2 separate regions of the Homo sapiens genome follow, and region 2 is linked to region 1. Evidence: chromatin contacts called from ENCODE Hi-C or POLR2A ChIA-PET data. All regions are on one chromosome and are shown on one strand. Each heading gives the region's core, a stretch centred on a gene start or an enhancer-like site at or near the end of the contact. The rest is flanking DNA. Distances are from core to core; before and after follow the strand shown. Region 1 holds the start of EXOSC6 (exosome component 6). Region 2 overlaps IL34 (interleukin 34).

Region 1 (4,496 bases), core at 1,103-3,602:
CTTATCACAGGCTGTTCCCAGCCTGGTAAGGACCGGGCCTGATTTGGGAGCCCAGCTTTCTGCTGCTCCTTTCTCTCTAGCCCTGCTTGTTTCACCTGCCACAGCTGCTCCTAAAGGGACTGGTCTCAAAGCTTTCCTTGCTTTCCTTTCCAGGACACTAGTCAGGGAGGACTTGGGTTCGGGTGGGGTGGGCTGGACCCTGACATCCCAGCAAGTTGTGGCCCAGATTGAGATGGTCGTCTATTGGTTCCAGGCCCTGGCCACTGCAGTCATCCCCCAGTGGCAGAAGGATGAATTGCGGGAGACTCTCAAATCCCTAAAGAAGGTCATGGATGACTTGGACCGAGCCAGCAAAGCCGATGTCCAGAAACGAGTGAGTCCTGGCAGCACCAGTGGCCAGAGTGTTTCCTAGGCAAAGGCTGGCAGAACAGCCAGGGGTTCGGGGCCTGGGCTTTTGGTCTGAGCTGCTGTTCTGGACTTTTTTCTTGCAGGTGTTAGAGAAGACGAAGCAGTTCATCGACAGCAACCCCAACCAGCCTCTTGTCATCCTGGAGATGGAGAGCGGCGCCTCAGCCAAGGCAACCCAGGGGCCAGGGTCCCCTCCCCTAGGGCTCATCAGCTCTCTGGTGGCTGACATGTGGCCTCTGTGGCTCTGAGCGAAGTGGTTGCCTAAGGGCCCACGGTCTGGGATTGAGATTGGGAGGAGCAGCAGCTCCCTGCATGTGGGAGGCATACCTGGGCCAGGGTAGGGGCAGGGCCCGGCGCTGGGGTCCTCCCCACAGGCCCTGGGCACAGCCCCTGCTCTGGGAAGGGGTAGGGGTGGGTGGCAGGCCTTCTGAGGGCTGCAAATGCTCACACTAGTGAGGGTCCCTGCTCCAGCACCGTGGCCTGAGCCAGGTCCTCCCCACAGGCCCTGAATGAAGCCTTGAAGCTCTTCAAGATGCACTCCCCTCAGACTTCTGCCATGCTCTTCACGGTGGACAATGAGGCTGGCAAGATCACGTGCCTGTGTCAAGTTCCCCAGGTCAGCACCACCTCGCACCAGTGGGAAGTGTTAGGTCTTAAGGTTGTTGGCTGAGGCCTGTGTGTGTACAGCCTGCATTCGAAACAGCCTTTCTGCCCACCGGTTGGTTACCTTTGCCAGTACCCCTTACCCAGGCCTTCTTATTGGTGAAGACATCTGGTTGATACCTGGCTTTGCCACTCTGTCCTGTCCTGGCAGTGGCCATGGCCGCCCCCTGTACCAGCCGTAAAGTCTGTCTCGGCCTCCAGCAGTATCACCCAGGGCAAGGAGTGGGTGATGGCTCCTCCATCCTTTCTTTCCCTGCATTCCTCCCTCAATCCCATCTTCTGTGCTGACTCCCCCTTCCCTTCCTGTCTTCTAGAATGCAGCCAATCGGGGCTTAAAAGCCAGCGAGTGGGTGCAGCAGGTGTCAGGCTTGATGGACGGTAAAGGTGGTGGCAAGGATGTGTCTGCACAGGCCACAGGCAAGAACGTTGGCTGCCTGCAGGAGGCGCTGCAGCTGGCCACTTCCTTCGCCCAGCTGCGCCTCGGGGATGTAAAGAACTGAGTGGGGAAGGAGGAGGCTCCCACTGGATCCATCCGTCCAGCCAAGAGCTCTTCATCTGCTACAAGAACATTTGAATCTTGGGACCTTTAAAGAGCCCCTCCTAACCCAGCAGTAACTGGAACACACTTGGGAGCAGTCCTATGTCTCAGTGCCCCTTAAATTTCTGCCCTGAGCCCTCCACGTCAGTGCCATCGGTCTAGAACCACTAACCCCGCATTGCTGTTGATCGTCACGCTCGCATCTATAGATAACGGCTCTCCAGACCTGAGCTTTCCGCGTCAGCAAGTAGGAATCGTTTTTGCTGCAGAGAATAAAAGGACCACGTGCAATACTTAATGCCGCATGATCTCTATCCCTCTTCCCAATAGGGGCTGGCTCTTTTGACAGCCTTTGGCGTCTGTAGAATAAATGCTGTGGCTCCTGCTGGCTGCTGTGGTGTTCACCTAGTCCAGCCCCAGAACCCAAAATTTTGGGAACAGCCCCTAGGGCTGCCTCAAACGTCTGTGGAGGTGGAGGCCAAATAGGTGGGGTGACTTGGAGCAAGGCGTTCATAATTCAGTAGATGAGGGGTGGAGGTAGTTGGAAGCAGAGAAGCCTTTCTTGGAGCTGCTCTCCCCCCTCCCTTCCAGCAAGATGGATGGATCCGGCTACCCTGCACAACTGGGACCGGGCCGTTCTCCCTCCGGGCCTCCAGGGGCGCTGTAGTGCCTCCCGCCGCTCTCTCGACAGCCCATGCGCAGCCGCGCGTCTTTAAACAACGGAAGAACCAGTGGATGCGGCAGGGCGTTGGGCGGAAGGGGTTCGCACGCCAAGAACCGCCATGCCTGGGGATCACCGCCGCATCCGCGGCCCTGAAGAATCGCAGCCGCCGCAGCTGTACGCGGCCGACGAGGAGGAGGCGCCCGGCACCCGCGACCCAACGCGGCTACGGCCCGTGTACGCGCGCGCCGGGCTGCTGAGCCAGGCCAAGGGCTCGGCCTACCTGGAGGCGGGAGGCACCAAGGTGCTGTGTGCCGTGTCGGGCCCGCGACAGGCCGAGGGCGGCGAGCGCGGCGGCGGCCCGGCCGGAGCAGGCGGCGAGGCCCCGGCCGCGCTGCGCGGTCGCCTGCTCTGCGACTTCCGCCGCGCACCCTTCGCGGGCCGCCGGCGCCGCGCTCCCCCGGGCGGCTGCGAGGAGCGTGAGCTGGCGCTGGCGCTGCAGGAGGCGCTGGAGCCGGCTGTGCGCCTGGGCCGCTACCCGCGCGCGCAGCTCGAGGTGTCGGCGCTGCTGCTGGAGGACGGTGGCTCGGCCCTGGCCGCCGCGCTCACCGCCGCCGCGCTCGCCCTGGCCGACGCGGGCGTGGAGATGTACGACCTGGTGGTGGGCTGCGGCCTCAGCCTCGCGCCGGGGCCCGCGCCCACCTGGCTCCTGGACCCCACGCGGCTCGAGGAAGAGCGCGCCGCCGCCGGCCTCACCGTGGCGCTCATGCCTGTGCTGAATCAGGTGGCCGGGCTGCTGGGCAGCGGCGAGGGCGGCCTGACAGAGAGCTGGGCGGAGGCCGTACGCCTGGGCCTCGAGGGCTGCCAGCGCCTCTACCCCGTGCTGCAGCAGAGCCTGGTGCGGGCCGCCCGCCGCAGGGGCGCCGCCGCCCAGCCCTGAACCAGAAGCCTGAGCAACTACGGACGCAAGCCGAGGACCGTGCTGCCGCCGTCCACGAAAAGACCCGCGCCATCGGCCTCCAGTTTGCGTCGAGAATTCCTGGAAGGGCCCTGATATGACTGTGGTTGGACTGACCTGACTGCCAGATGGTGGGACTTGGTCTGGAGCAGGGACTACTTGGAATGATAAAGGCAAAACTCAACAGCCCCTGGAGCTGCGCTTGTGGTGGAGCTGGACCCTGAAATTACCTGGACCTTTTTTTTAGAGACAGGGTTTCTTTCTGCAGTCTCAAACTCCTAGCCTTGATTGATCCTCCTGCCTTGGCCTCCCAAAGTGCTGGGACTACAGGTGCATGCAACCACACCTGGCTAATTTTCTTTTCTTCTTTCTTTCTTTTTTTTTTTTTTTTTTTTTTGATGGAGTCTTGTTCTGTTGCCCAGGCTGGAGTGCAATGGTGCAATCTTGGCTCACTGCAACCTCTGCCTCCTGGGTTCAATCCATTCTCCTGCCTCAGCCTCCCAAGTAGCTGGGATTACAGGCACATGCCTCCATACCGGGCTAATTTTTGTATTTTTAGTAGAGATGGGGTTTCGCCATGTGGGCCAGGCTGTTCTCGAATGCCTGACCTCAGGTGATCCACCCGCCTTGGCCTCCCAAAGTGCTGGAATTACAGGTGTGAGCCACTGTGCCCAGCTGAGTAAATTTCTTGATTGCACAGAATGTACGGTGATATTGGCGGACTTAAGGACATCGAATTGTTTATCAGGAATAAAGTATTATGTGTGTTTTCTGCGGCCCTGGATAATGCTGTAGCATTCAGGGTCGATTGAGTAAAAAAAATGTAGAGATGGTTTCCTGTTTGTTTTTGCTTCTAGTTTTCATTCATTTGCTATTTATTCTCTTCTGGCTTTGCTTGTGTATGCATATATATAAAACCATTATTATTATTATTATTATTTTTAGTTTCTAGTGGAAGGCTTTTATTTGGTTCTGTGAATAGTCATTTTGTTTCCTAAGAACTTCCAGCAAGTTGTATTCATTCCATTCATCTAGAATTCCTAGGCTGCCTTTGTCGGGCCTGCAGGTATTAATGGAGAATAGCAGCTTTTTATTTTTTTATATTTATTTTTTGAGACAGAGTCTCACTCTGTTGCCCAGGCTGGAGTGCAATGGCGCGATCTCAGCTCACTGCAACCTCCGCCTCAGAGGTTCAAGTGATTCTCCTGCCTCAGCCTCTGGAATAGCTGGGACTACAGGCACCTGCCACCACACCCAGCTAACTTTTT
Region 2 (4,496 bases), core at 1,226-3,725, 410 kb before region 1:
CCTCTCCCTCCAGGAGGCGGGGCGGCTGTGGAGGGGCCAGGTGCACGCTGGGCTGGATGTCTGCTGGGGGCTGGGGGCCAGGGCGGCAGGTTGGAGTTGGGCGGCCAGGCCCCCCGTGTGGGAAGGGAGTTCCAGGGCCCACGCCAAGTCTCAGGGAGGAAACCAGGGGCTGCTTGGGGGGGGGGGTCTTGGGGGCCCTGTGGTGGCTCCCACCCCTCGCCTCCCCCACCCCGTGAGGCTGGCTGGAGGGGGCCAGAGCAGCTCTTTGGAAACTAGGGCAGCAGGGTTAGGAGGCCGGAGGCCCTGGGGTCACCGGCCAGCCACACAGGCACCGTTTTCAGATGTCCACTTCTCATTGGGTACATCAATCTTTTAACTTTGGGGGTCACAGTTTTAGCCACCTTTCGGGGGGTGACTGGAGCAGTAGGAGGTGTGGGGTCATTTTATGAATATAATAAAATGGAGCTGACTGTGGACGAGGACTAAGTGTGGGGGAGAGGGGACGATACAGGGTGTGTGTCTGGGAGTGCCTGGGGGACAGGGACCCCCCGGTGGTCCTATGGCAGGATGAGAAGGGAGGGACTTGGCTCCCCCAGAGCCCGGTGGAAGCTACTGTTCTCTCCAGTGTCTCGAGCGTAGCCAAAATAAGGTTGGGAGGCTCCCGGCCTGTCTGCTGTGGTCTGAGCTGGCTGCAAGCCCAGGTGGGGGAGCGAGTCTGGGAAGATTGGCTTTGACTCTCTGTTGCCGGAGGAGATGCCATCCCAGCACGGCCCCCACTGTAGTCCAGGCTCGTGGTGGCAGCGGGGGCAAGGGGAGGGGCAAGGCTGCCCCCACCCCACGCACCAAGTCACGCCAAGTCTCAGCAGGTAAAAGCACGTGAGCCTAGGGCGAGCGGAGGGAGTCCTGGTGGCCCCGCAGGTCAGGAGGGAAAGCAGGGCTCAGAGGGCATCGTGGCCCCAGGGCAGGGTCCTACCTGGGGGTCAGGAGCACCTTGGTCTTGATGATTGATTGATTGATTGATAGAATGGAGCTGGGTCTGAGCCTCCCAGGCTTGAGCTCCTGGGAGTTCTTGTGCGGTGAGCTGGGCAGCTCCTGGGTAGGTCCGGGCACCAAGCAGGCCCTGATGTGGACAGAGTCCCATCAGAGGGAGCTGATGAAGAATGGTCCCTGTAAGTAAGTCACTAGGTTCAACAACTGCCTGGCCGAGCACTCAGCCCGTGGAGCTCAGGCCAACACCAGAGCCCCGGTTTTAGGGGCCAGGAGAGCAGGTGACCAATTATTTGGGGAGTCTTGGGTAGAATTTCCGCCACACATTCTCCCCAGGGCTGCAGGGGTCTTCCGAGGCAGGGCGGTGGAGCAGGATTCAGGATGTGGTGGGAATAGAGTGAGGGGCAGTGGGTGGGCAGACCTGGGCGTCAGAGGTCCTGATGGGAAAGGAGGCAGGGGCTACCCAGAGAGGGGGGCTCGTGTGGCACAGCCCCCACCGACTCCGCCGTCCCCCTCCCCTGTGAGCCCCGGGGGCTGTACATACTCTACTCCATCCCCTTGTCCATCCCTGAGACCACCCCCGCCGCCCTTGCGTCGACTTAGCAACCACCTCATAGGCCCACCCACCTCGGGATCCGAGCCAACCATCCCACATCACAAACTTTGGTTTGGGGGACTTTACGTTCGTTTAATTTCTCATTTTGTACGGAGAAATATTCTTTTCAAAAGCGTCTTTTGACTGAAGTAACTTTCCTGGTGCTGTTGTTAACTCGTTCCTTTTTTTAATTTATTCCCCCACCCCAGGCAGCCCTCCTGGTTCCTACTCACCCTCCCCCCCTCCCCCACCCTCCGTCCCATCTGAACCATTTGTTTCTTTTCTTTCCGTCAGATTTTGGAAAAATTCTCCTCTCCTCCCCGCCCCCTCCACACCATCCTCCCCGATTTAAATATAGTCACTGCTACAAGTAACAGATGCACTGTGAAGATTCCAGTATTAATAAAGGTGTACTGTAATTAACACCCCTGCCTCTGCCTGGCTGCTTCCTACCCCATCCCCACACCTCACCTTTCCCACCCCAGATCCCAGCTGCAGGGGGACAGGCTGGGGGTTCCCAGAGGATCTCAGATCTCAATGTAGGTGCCAGGGCCAGACCTGGGTCTCTGAAATGTCCCATATGTGTCCCTGCTAGGGGCTGCCTGGGGGCAGCCAGATGGAGGGAGGGAGGGAGAGAGGGAGGGAGGGAGAGAGGGAGGGAGGGAGGGAGGATGGCAAGGGTCAAAGCCAAGGTATCAGCCCAACACCGCCTCCCCCAACCCAGGCTTGCAGAGGCCCCTGGGCTGGGCTGGGCTGGGCTGGGCTGGGCTGGGCTGGGCTGGGCTGGGCCGGAACTCCATCCCTGGCATCCCTCTCATTCCACATCCCTTGGGCAGGCTCCATCCACTCCAAATCCGCATCCTCAGCCCTGCCCCCCTCCACTTCCTGCACTTGGCCACCTCCCATCCCCGCCAGGTTCACCCCTGAAGATGCAAAGCAAAGCAAACCAAAGGAAGTGGGGTGTTTAATAGAAAAAAGAAACTGGAAGAGCATCCACTATGGCAAGATGTGGCACTTGGCACCGCCCTCTGCCCCCAGCTCCCCAGTCTGCCAGGCTGGGGGGTCATAGAATGGCCACGCCGTGCTGGCTGTCTCCCCTGCAACCCACAGCTGTGCCCTCACTGCTGCGGGCCACAGGAGGCTCAGTACCCCCTTTAGGCGGGGGGACAGTGAGGGCAGCACCAGGAGAAGCCAGGAGCTGTGTCCCCATCCACCTTCAGGTCCCCAGGTCCCCTCCGCTCCAGGTGAGGCCATGACAGCTATGGAAGGCAGGAAGCTGAGCCCTGCTGTGGCACAGAATCCCCCTCAAAGGAAAAACACCCTTCCCAGGGGTCCTCTCCCAAGGGGGGCTCCCACCACCACCCCTTGAAGTCTCAGACCCAGTTGAACTCCTGTGGGAGCTGGTCTGGCTGCCCCTATCCGCAGTCACCATCCAGGGTGCTCAGGGCAAGAGGCCCTCGCCCTGTGCCCTGACCGGCCTCACCGAGCCCGTGGAGTGAGGCGGGGAGCTGGGGGACCACGGGGGCGGAGGGTACAGCTGGGTGGCCGCATACTGCAATGAGGGCTCTGGGCTGCAAGACTGAGGACTTGGCACCTCACAGTCCTGCCAGTTTAGGACGGAGCTTTGTTTACCTGCAAGAGATAGGGGAAAAAAAAAAAGACTGCAGCAGTGTTCAAGACCACCCTCCCCACTAAGCCAAGCCGCATGTGCTTGTCCCCCACTCTACCCAGGGCCCATCCTGGCTTCCAGAAATGGCTTGTAGCCCCGGGGAGCAGAGGATATGCCCGGGAGGACGCCAGCTCTGCCAGCTGGCCTGGGTGGGCCCAGATGCCTGGCCTCCCACCCCCAGGCGCCATCCCCTGAGAGCTCCTTACAGCAGGAGCAGTACAGCAGCTCCATGACCCGGAAGCAGTTGTCCAGCAGGGCTTTGGGCCGCACCAGCTTCAGGTTTGGCCCTGGGGCATTCAAGAGGGACAACACGGATTCCACCTTGGGGCTGACCTCCACATCCTGGAAAGGAGGAAACAGTCAGGAGCGGTGGCGAGATGGGGCCGCACCCCAGGAGAGCCGTGAGGGCTGTCCAGTCACCTGGAGCTGCCCAAACCCCGGAAGAAGGACCAGACTTCCTGTGACCATGAGCCTGGATAGCTATTTCTCACCATCTTCTTCCTGTGGGCATGGGGAGGGTCCCAGATGCCACCACTCACCCATGTACAACTCAGAGGCTTCGCTTTTCCATCCTTGAAAAATGAGTAAAGGGCGTAGACCAGGACAGTGAGGAAAGTGGGGCAAACTGCACCCAGGCACGGCCACCCACCACTGCGTGAGGACCCCCTGACCTGGGGAAAACTGTCCCTCAAGAAGCAGACATCTCCATCAACTCCAAGGAACAAGAGAAGGTCCTCACAGAGACACTGAGGCTTAAGTCACATACACAGGGCAGGGTGTCCAGCTTCAAGCTGGGGTGCTTTCTCTCCACGATATGCAACAACAGGGTCATGTGGGGTGCACCGTGGCACCAAGGGAATCAAGTCCCTGAACAGGAGGTCAGGGCCACTGTAGAAAGCATCATGGGAAACGTGGGGGGTGATCTTCTGGAAGGGGGTGACAACAAGGCAACATGTCCTGGGCCAAATTGTCCCTCTCCTCCCCCAAAAAGCTGTCTTGGTCCTACCCCTTGGTACCCGTGAATGTGACCCTATTTGGAAATAGGTTCTTTGCAGAGGTAATTAAGTTCAGGATCTTAGAAGGACATCATCCTGGATTTCAGGTAGGCCCTAAATCCAATGCCTGATGTCCTTGTAAGAGAAAGGTGACAGACATGGAAACAGGGCAGAAGGCCATGAAAAGACTGAGACGGCCAGGAATGGTGGTTCAACCTGTAATCCCAGCACTTTGGGAGGCTGAGGGAGG

Evidence for each region. A loop is a pair of places that touch in the nucleus more often than their neighbours do. ChIA-PET counts read pairs that join two places held with the same protein, here RNA polymerase II (POLR2A). Pooled maps may share reads with other maps.
Region 2: a loop to region 1 is called in a map with no recorded cell type, with 2.7 times the contacts of the local background. The contact joins the enhancer-like site here to the promoter of EXOSC6 in region 1. A Hi-C loop is called at or near these places in 5 of 37 single-sample maps with no recorded cell type and 8 of 50 pooled maps. POLR2A ChIA-PET finds 5 or more read pairs at or near these places in 1 of 52 experiments (MCF 10A).

Annotation. Positions count from the first base shown.
Region 1 is chr16:70,249,796-70,254,291 of GRCh38, reverse strand. EXOSC6 (exosome component 6) reads left to right here and starts at 2,352. Exons shown (of 1, transcript NM_058219.3): 1 at 2,352-4,496. The coding sequence starts at 2,392. The coding sequence ends at 3,210. It overlaps AARS1 (alanyl-tRNA synthetase 1), which reads left to right. Exons shown (of 21, transcript NM_001605.3): 18 at 254-373; 19 at 492-578; 20 at 911-1,024; 21 at 1,386-1,994. The coding sequence ends at 1,571. RefSeq lists enhancers at 811-1,311, 1,946-2,135, 2,176-2,225 and silencers at 2,606-2,695, 2,826-3,145.
Region 2 is chr16:70,658,715-70,663,210 of GRCh38, reverse strand. IL34 (interleukin 34) reads right to left here. Exons shown (of 6, transcript NM_001393494.1): 5 at 3,458-3,593; 6 at 2,529-3,214. The coding sequence ends at 3,024. It overlaps MTSS2 (MTSS I-BAR domain containing 2), which reads left to right. Exons shown (of 15, transcript NM_138383.3): 15 at 1-2,007. Among named protein-coding and RNA genes, the nearest start is that of IL34, 14 kb to the right of the region's middle. Within about 2 kb of position 2,475, at least 2 of the 41 ENCODE cell types and tissues checked have a DNase peak (open chromatin) inside an H3K27ac peak, as active enhancers do.